Linked DNA regions of Homo sapiens: region 2 is linked to region 1. A link is a contact called in ENCODE Hi-C data. All regions are on one chromosome and are shown on one strand. Each heading gives the region's core, a stretch centred on a gene start or an enhancer-like site at or near the end of the contact. The rest is flanking DNA. Distances are from core to core; before and after follow the strand shown.

Evidence for each region. Hi-C counts contacts between places; a loop is a spot of excess contacts on that map. Pooled maps may share reads with other maps.
Region 2: a loop to region 1 is called in a map with no recorded cell type, with 11 times the contacts of the local background. The contact joins two enhancer-like sites. A Hi-C loop is called at or near these places in 2 of 37 single-sample maps with no recorded cell type and 2 of 50 pooled maps.

The regions. Positions count from the first base shown.
Region 1 is chr20:15,316,232-15,320,276 of GRCh38, reverse strand. The region is part of intron 6 of MACROD2 (mono-ADP ribosylhydrolase 2); the gene reads right to left. Among named protein-coding and RNA genes, the nearest start is that of MACROD2-AS1, 390 kb to the right of the region's middle. Within about 2 kb of position 2,561, at least 2 of the 41 ENCODE cell types and tissues checked have a DNase peak (open chromatin) inside an H3K27ac peak, as active enhancers do.
Region 2 is chr20:17,854,520-17,858,590 of GRCh38, reverse strand. No RefSeq gene overlaps it. Among named protein-coding and RNA genes, the nearest start is that of SNORD17, 110 kb to the left of the region's middle. Within about 2 kb of position 2,235, at least 11 of the 41 ENCODE cell types and tissues checked have a DNase peak (open chromatin) inside an H3K27ac peak, as active enhancers do.

The sequences.
Region 1 (4,045 bases), core at 1,312-3,811:
AGTAATAATTTCATTAGCTATTTCCCCCTCCTCTAAACCCCTGACAATGTTTTTTGTTTTGTTTTGTTTTTTTTGAGATGGAGTCTTGCCCTGTTGCCAGGCTGGAGTGCAGTGGCAAAATCTTGGCTCACCGCAACCTCCACCTCTTGGGTTCAAGCGATTCTCCTGCCTCAGCTTCCTGATTAGCTGGGATTACAGGCATGAGTCACCACGCTCAGCAATTTATTTTTAGTAGAGATGGGGTTTCACCATGTTGGCCAGGCTGGTCTCGAACTCCTGACCTGAGGTGATCCGCCCACCTCGGTCTCCCAAAGTGCTGGGATTACAGCCCCCTGGCAATGAAAAAACTAATTTCTATAACTATGGATTTACCAATTCTAGATATTTCATATAATTGAGATTATACAATATGGGACCTATTGTGTCTGGCTTCATTCACTTAGCATAACTTTTTTGAGGTTCACCCACAGTATAGCATGTTCAGTATTTCATTCCTTTTTATGGCTAAAAAATATTCCATTGTATACCACAATTAATTTCTCCATTCATGCATTTCCACAGTTTGGCTATTGTGCGTAGTGCTTCAATGCACATGTATTGATTGAGTTCCTGTTGTTCACTCTTTGGGGTATTTACCTAGAAGTGAAAATTCTAGGGGATGATGTAATTCTATATTTAGCCTTTTAAGGAACTGCCAAACTGTTTCCTACGGAGGCTGTACCATTTTACATTCCCATTAGCATTGCATAAAGGTTCCAGTTTCTCCACATCTTCACCAACACTTGCTATTTTCAGATTTTGGATTAATGCTATTCTAGTAGGTGACTTTCTCATTTCTGCAAAAAAGGACAATTGGAATTGTGAGAGGGATTTCATAGAATCTATACATAGCATTGGGTATTTTTGCCATCTTAACAATTTTAAGTCTTCTAATTCATAAGCATTAGATGCCTTCCATTTATTTATAGCTTCTTGAATTACTTTCAGCAATGTTTTATTGTTTTAAGTGTACAATTCATTTATTATTTAAATTTATTCCTGCATATATTATTCCTTTGCTCTTATTCTAAAGAAAAGTATATTCTTAATTTTCTTTTCAGTTTGTTAATTACTGGTATATAGAAGCAACTGATTTGTGTGTATTGATGTTGTGCCCTGCAACTTTGCTGACTTTGTTTACTAACACTAGCAGTTTTCTCTTTTTGTGGATTTTTGGAATTTTTAATATAGAGAATCATGTTATCTGCCATTAGAAATAGTTTTACTTCTTCCTTTCCAATTTTAATGCTCCTTATTTTTTCTTGCCTACATCCTCTGTCTGGAACTTTTAGTACAATGTTGAACAGCAATATTGAAAGCAAACATCCTTGTCTTGTTCTTAATTTTAAAGAGAAAGGTTTCAGTCTTTCACCATTGACCATGGTATTAATCATCAGGTTTTCATAAATGTCCTTTAACATGTTGAGAAAGTTTCTCCCATTTCTAGTTTTTGAGTATTTTTCTCATGAAAGGTTTTGGATTGTGTCAAATTCTTTTTCTGCACTGGTTAAGATAATTATTTTTTCCTTTGTTCTATTAATATGGTGTATTACATTGATTGCTGTTATCTTATTGAATGACTCTGGCATTTCTGTGATAAATCCCATTTAGTTATAATGTATAATCCTTTTAATATGCTATTAAATTGAGTTTGCTAGTATTTCTTGAGGATTTCTTCATCTATAATCATAAGGGATTTTGGTCCATAATTTTCTTATTTCTAGTGATGTCTTTGTCTGGCTTTGGTATCAGGATAAGCTGGCCACATAGAATGAGTTAGAACATGTTCCCTCTTCCATTTTTTGGAAAAGTTTGAGAAGGATTGCTGTTAATTGCTTAAATGTTGAGTAGATTCACCAGTAAAACCATCTGGTCTTAGGCTTTTCTTTGTTGGGAAGTGTTTAATTACTGATATAATTTCTTGTTATATAAATCTGTTCAAATTTTGTTTCTTCATGAGTCAGTTTTGCTACCTTGTATGCTTCTAGAGAATTGTCAATTTCATCCATGTTTTGTAATTTGTTAGCATACAATAGTTCAAATATTCTCTTATGATCTTTTCGTGGTAGAAGGTCTATAGAAATGTCACCACTTTCATTTCTGATTTTAGTTAAGTGCAACTTCTATTTTTTTCTGATTTCAGTTAAGTGCAACTTCTGTTTTCTTCTGATTTCAATTAAGTGCAACTTCTGTTTTTTTCTTCGTCTTGCTAAAGATTTGACAATTTTGTTGATCTTTTCAAGGATCTAACTTTTAGTTTTATTAACTATATCTCTGATGGCTAATTTTATGTATCAGCTTGACTGGTCCCAGACATTTGGCCAAACATCATTCTGGGTGTTTTTGTAACAGTGTCTCTGGATGAGATTAACATTTGAATTAGTAGACTGAGTAATGCAGACTGTCCTTCCTCCCTAATGTGCTTGGGCTTCAACCAGTTAACTGAAAACCTCAACAGTACAAAAAAAACTAAATAAAAAGAAACCCTTCTGCTTGACTACCTTTAGCTGAAACATTGCTATTTTTCTGCCTTTAGACTCAAACTGAAACACTGGTTGTTTTTGAGTCTGAAGCCTGCCAGACTCAAAAAGCCATTGGACTGGAACTTATATTCTCAACTTTTTTGGTTCTCCAGATCTTGGATCTTTTCAGCCTCCATTATCAAGTGAACCAATTCTTTATAATAAATATCTTGATAGAGATAGATAGACAGATAGATAGATAGATAGATAGATAGATAGATAGATAGATAGATTAGATGGATGGACAGAGATATAGATATCTTCTTAGCTCTGTTTCACTGGAGAACACTAATACTAATGTTTCTTCTTGAGTCAGTTTTGCTACATTGTATGTTTCTAGAGACTTGTCAATTTTATCTCTGTTCTGTAATAGTTCGAATATTCTCTTATGATATTTTTGTTGTAGGTCTATAGAAATATCACCATTTTCGTTTAGTCAGGGGAATTAGTCAAGGTCCTCCAGGTTTACTCTGATGTTTTTCTATCCTCTATTTCATTTATCTCTGCTCTAATAATTATTATTTCCTTTTTTAATACAAGCCTTGGGCTTAGTTTGCTTATTGTTTTCTACTTTCTTAAAGTGCAAAATTGGATTATTGATTTGAGATCTTTATTTTTAATGTTGGCATTTACAGCTATAAGTCACCCTCTGAGCACTGCTTTTTCTGCATCCTGTAAGTTTGTGTATGTGTGTTTTTATTTTCATTCATGTTTAGGAATTTTGCAATTTACCAGAGTGATTTCTTCTTTGGTTTATTGGTATTAAAGAGTGTGTTATTTAATTTTATTTTTCACATATTTGTGGACTTTCCAGTATTTTTTGTTGTTGTTGTTATTGGTTTCTAACTTCATGTCATTGTGGTCAGAGAAGATCACTTACATGATTTCAGTCTTTTCAAATTAATTGAAAATTGTTTTTGTGGCCTACCGTATGGTCTATTCTGGAAACAGGCCCAGAAGAAATTGAGAAGAATGTGTATTCAGCTGTTGTGGAATGGAGTGTTCAAAATCTCTGTCAGGTCTAGTTGGTGTATGGTGCTATTCAAGTTCTCTATGTCCTTCTTGGTCTCCATTTCAGTGTTCTATCCATTACTGAAAGTGGGATATTTAAATCTCTAATAGTTACTGTAGAACTATCTATTTCTCCCTTGAAGTCCATCAGTGTTTGCTTCATATCTTTTGGCTCTGTTGTTTGTTGCCTATATGTTTATAAATGCTATGGCTTCTTAAAGAATAGACTCTTTTATTAATATTTAATGTCCTTCTTTCTCTCTTTTAATAGCTTTTGACTAAAAGATCATTTTGCCTGATATTAGTAGAGCCACCCTGGCTTTCTTTTGGTTACTACTTGCATGGAATATCTTTATCCATATTTTTGCTTTGAACCCACATTTATCTTTAGATCTAAAGTAATCTCTGGAATCGTGTTTTTATCTGTCTGACCATTTCTGCCTTTGGGAAAATTTTATCCATGAGCATTTAAA
Region 2 (4,071 bases), core at 986-3,485, 2.5 Mb before region 1:
TGGCCTGCAGCACCCAAGAAGGAGAGAGAAGGACAAGAAGACCATGCACCTGTTCTGGGAGAGTCTGGGACAAGAGGAGATGTGAGGGCTGGTCGGAGGCAGAGCCGCTGTGCCTGCAGAGCACTGATCATTCACAATCATTTCCCAAAATCGCTTACAGGGAGAGAATTAAACCAACTTGCTTAAGTCATTGTTGTTTGGGATTTTCTGTCACTTGAAGCAAAAATGGTACTAAATAAAACACCTGTAGTCTAAGCCCCTTCCACTAGGCTGGCTGCCTGCTCTCTAAAGGCACCTCTTTCTGTGCCTGGCTGTTCCACAGGCTGCAGCCTTCCCTCTGGCTGTGGCTATCTCTGTATTTCCTTCAAGGCCCAGCTGAAAAGACCACCTCCTCCATGATGCCTTATGTAATTTCTACACATCAGAAATGATGAGTTCCTTTCCCTGCTGTCTCCAGTCTCTCAGTTTATTTCTTGTATTGAAGTCATCATGCCTGATTGGCATGTGATAATCTTCCATTGTGTATCTGTCTTACTCCTCAAGTTGGAAGAGACAGTATTTCCTTCAGCTTAACGGGGATGGTGTGTGGGTAAACCAGCTCTCCAGGAGAAAAAGCACCCTGATTTGTAGTGCTAGCCAATTCCCATGGTGTAAACGCTCCCACCATGGTCAGTTTCAAGCTATGATGGTTTAACAACTGGCTCAAAAAATTCCTGAGCATTTAACAGTTGGCTTTCATGAGTCAGTGCTAGCAGGCTCCAGCTTGCTACTGCTTAGGGTCTACCCACTGCAGAGGCTTAAGGCTTGCATTTAGTAGGCGTGCAACAGGCTGGTGCCACAAACTCTTACTTGGGTGTATTATTTGATTCAACACTTTTTTTTTTCCTGAAACCCCTACTTTGTTCCTAGAAGAATTTTAAATGGATATAGGGGAAGATCATTTGCAAACATGGTGACAATCCTTCCCCCTCCCTAAATCTATGCCCCTTTCCAATGTGACTTTGTAGCTTCTGGGGCTGATTTCCAGTCCTTGAATCAGGGATGGCCTTTTGACTTGACTTAGCCATTGGAATATGTTGGGAGTCACCTTATGACAGTTCCAAGCCTGGGCCTCAAGAGGCCCTGAGTACTGCTGCTCTTGTCTTGGGAGCCTGTTGGTTACCATGGATAAAGCCCAGGCTACTGTGCATAAAGCTCAGGCTATGCTGCTGAGGATGAGAGACCACGTGGAGCAGAGGCATACTGTCTCAGCTGAGCCATCCCAGATCAGACAGGCCCAGCAAACCCAGCAGCTGACCAAAGACATAGGAATGAGCCCAGCTAAGCACAACCCAAATGGCTAATATGAGGACTCATGAGCTAAATAAACAATAGTTATTTTAACCACTACATTTTGGAGTGGTTTGTTATGCAGCAAAAGCTGATACACCATCTTTGCATTCAGAAGTAGCTTAGCTTTTGACTGGAATGTCCATCTCTATCTGAGTGAGATATAGATAGCTTCATATTCCCTGCTATCCATCAGCCAAGAGCAAGAAGACCAAGTGTCAGCACCATTGGCCCTCCCAGCACGTAAGTTCCAGTAGAGTCTTACATCTCTCCCTAAACACAGCCTACAGGAACCTGGAAGATGTGGACGTTCTGGCTCCCTGATGGAAGAGTTGGACAAGAGGCATGGAGTCTGTGTCTATACACCAGAGTTAAGGTGAGCTCTCCTTGCCTTTGACTTTGCCTGTGCCGTGAAGTCATGCGGCTGGAGCTGCTCTTTTCCTATTAGTCAATGAAGACTTAACTGCCATTTGTGGGAAATGTCCAGCCAGGAATGGGAAACTCACAAATTCTTCTCTTTTCTGCCCCATAGAATTATTATTATTATTATTATTATTATTATTACTATTTTTTTTTTGATAGGACAAGAGGATCCTAATGTATCTGGGTTGGGGAAGAGAGAAAGAGCTGTGTGTTAAAGCTAACAATAATTTTCTACTTTCAGTTCAAGAGTAAAATCTCTCCTGTAATCTGTGAAGGAGTGTGTGAAAAACAAAACAAAACCCAACCTGCCCTCCAGGTTTGAACTGTAGAAACTCTGTGGTAGAAAAAAAAGGCATTCTAGGGAAGAAGAGAGGAAGCAGGCCATGAAACAGATTTGCAGCTGCAGGACGTGGTGGTGTGTGGTTCCCCTCTAACCAGCTGTGTGACCTTGGGCAAATCTCCCGGCCCCACTGGGACTGCATATCACATGGGGCTGGACTAGAGAACCCCACTCCCTAGAGGATACAGTATTTTTATGAGGGAGAGCTGGAGAGGCTCCTGACTTTTGATTGTTTACCCCTGGAGGTGTGTACAACCACGTGCCATTGACAGACAATGTACCCATTGTATGACAGGGAGGTAGTGGTGCCTTCCCCAAGTTATAATTGGCCTTGGGACACAGTCAGTACATACACACCCAACATTAGACACTCCATCACTGAGCAACTCAGTGCCTCTCATTCACAAGCTGTGTGATCCTAGGAGGTTATTCCACTTCTCTGATCTTCCATTTCTTTCTGTCCCTCCCTCCCTCCCTCCCTCCCTCCCTCCCTCCCTCCCTCCCTCCCTCTCTGTCTCCCTCTCTCTCTCTTTCTTTCTTTCTTTCTCTCTTTTTCTTTTCTTTCTTTCTTTTCTCTCTTTCTCTCTTTCTTTCAACAGGGTCTCACTCTGTCACCCAGGCTGGAGTGCAGTGGCATGATCTCGGCTCATTACATCCTCAACTTCCTGGGCTCAAGTGACCCTCCCACCTCAGCCTCTGGAGTAGTTGGGACTACAGGCATGCACCACCATGCTTGGATAATTTTTTTTTATTATTTGTAGAAATGGGGTTTCACCATGTTGCCCAGGCTGGTCTTGAACTCCTGGGCTCAACAGATCCTCTGGCCTTGGCCTCCCAAATTGCTGGGATTACAAGTGTGAGGCACCACATCCAGCCTGATTTTCCATTTCTTCCTCTAAAGTGTCATGTCATGTGAAACTTTTACAATGCTGGATTGTAAGAAATATTGAATGAAAAAACATATATAGTGATACTGTATGATTCAATACATAGAACATATACAGAAGCTTATTTTTATCTATTCACTTACAGGAAATCATGTTGACCAGAAGGTCTAATTTGGCCTCAAGCAGCCACACTACACTCAGACCTTCTGGGATTTTTCATTTTTCAGTTTCAGGACTTTTTTGTTCAGTTATATGTGTACTGGAACAATCTTTTTTTTTTGGCTATAATTTTTTTTAGGTTTTATGGAACACCCTTGGTGCTTATCTCAAAGGGTTATCAAAAGGATTACATGAGGCCAGGCATGGTGGCTCACACCTGTAATCCCAGCACTTTGGGAGGCCAAGGCAGGTGGATCACGAGGTCAGGAGATCGAGACCATCCTGGCTAACATGGTGAAACCCCGTCTCTACTAAAAATACAAAAAATTAGCCGGGCATGGTGGCGGGCGCCTGTAGTCCCAGCTACTTGCCAGGCTGAGGCAGGAGAATGGTGTGAACGTGGGAGGAGGAGCTTGCAGTGAGCCAAGATGGCGCCACTGCACTCCAGCCTGGGAGAAACAGCGAGACTCCATCTCAAATAAATAAATAAATAAATAAAATAAAAAAGGATTACATGAAATAATCCACCTAAAGCATGAAGGTTAGTTCCTGGACCAGTGGATGCTTCATCTATGGCAGCTACTATAGTGACTTCCCCACAGTGCTGGATGTTTGCTCTTGCTAATGCGGGGATTGATCTCCAGCTCTGGCTGGCAGGGCCTCTCAAGAACCCAGCCATCCTGGTTCCCCAGACCACAGGTCATCTCCCCACCTAAGATCATTCTCCCACAGTCCCCTCCTGTTGGGGATAGGGTGACAAAGACTTCTCCCTTGCTGCTCATGCTCTCCATTTCTGTAGGAATCAGAAAAGACGCAAAGCTGTCAGCTGAGACAATCTTCTGCCTTCAGGTAGGCACAGGGCCCTTCTCATCCCCATCACACAGCTCAGGCGGTGGAGACTGTCACTTTCCTGTTTGTCCTCAGATCCATCCC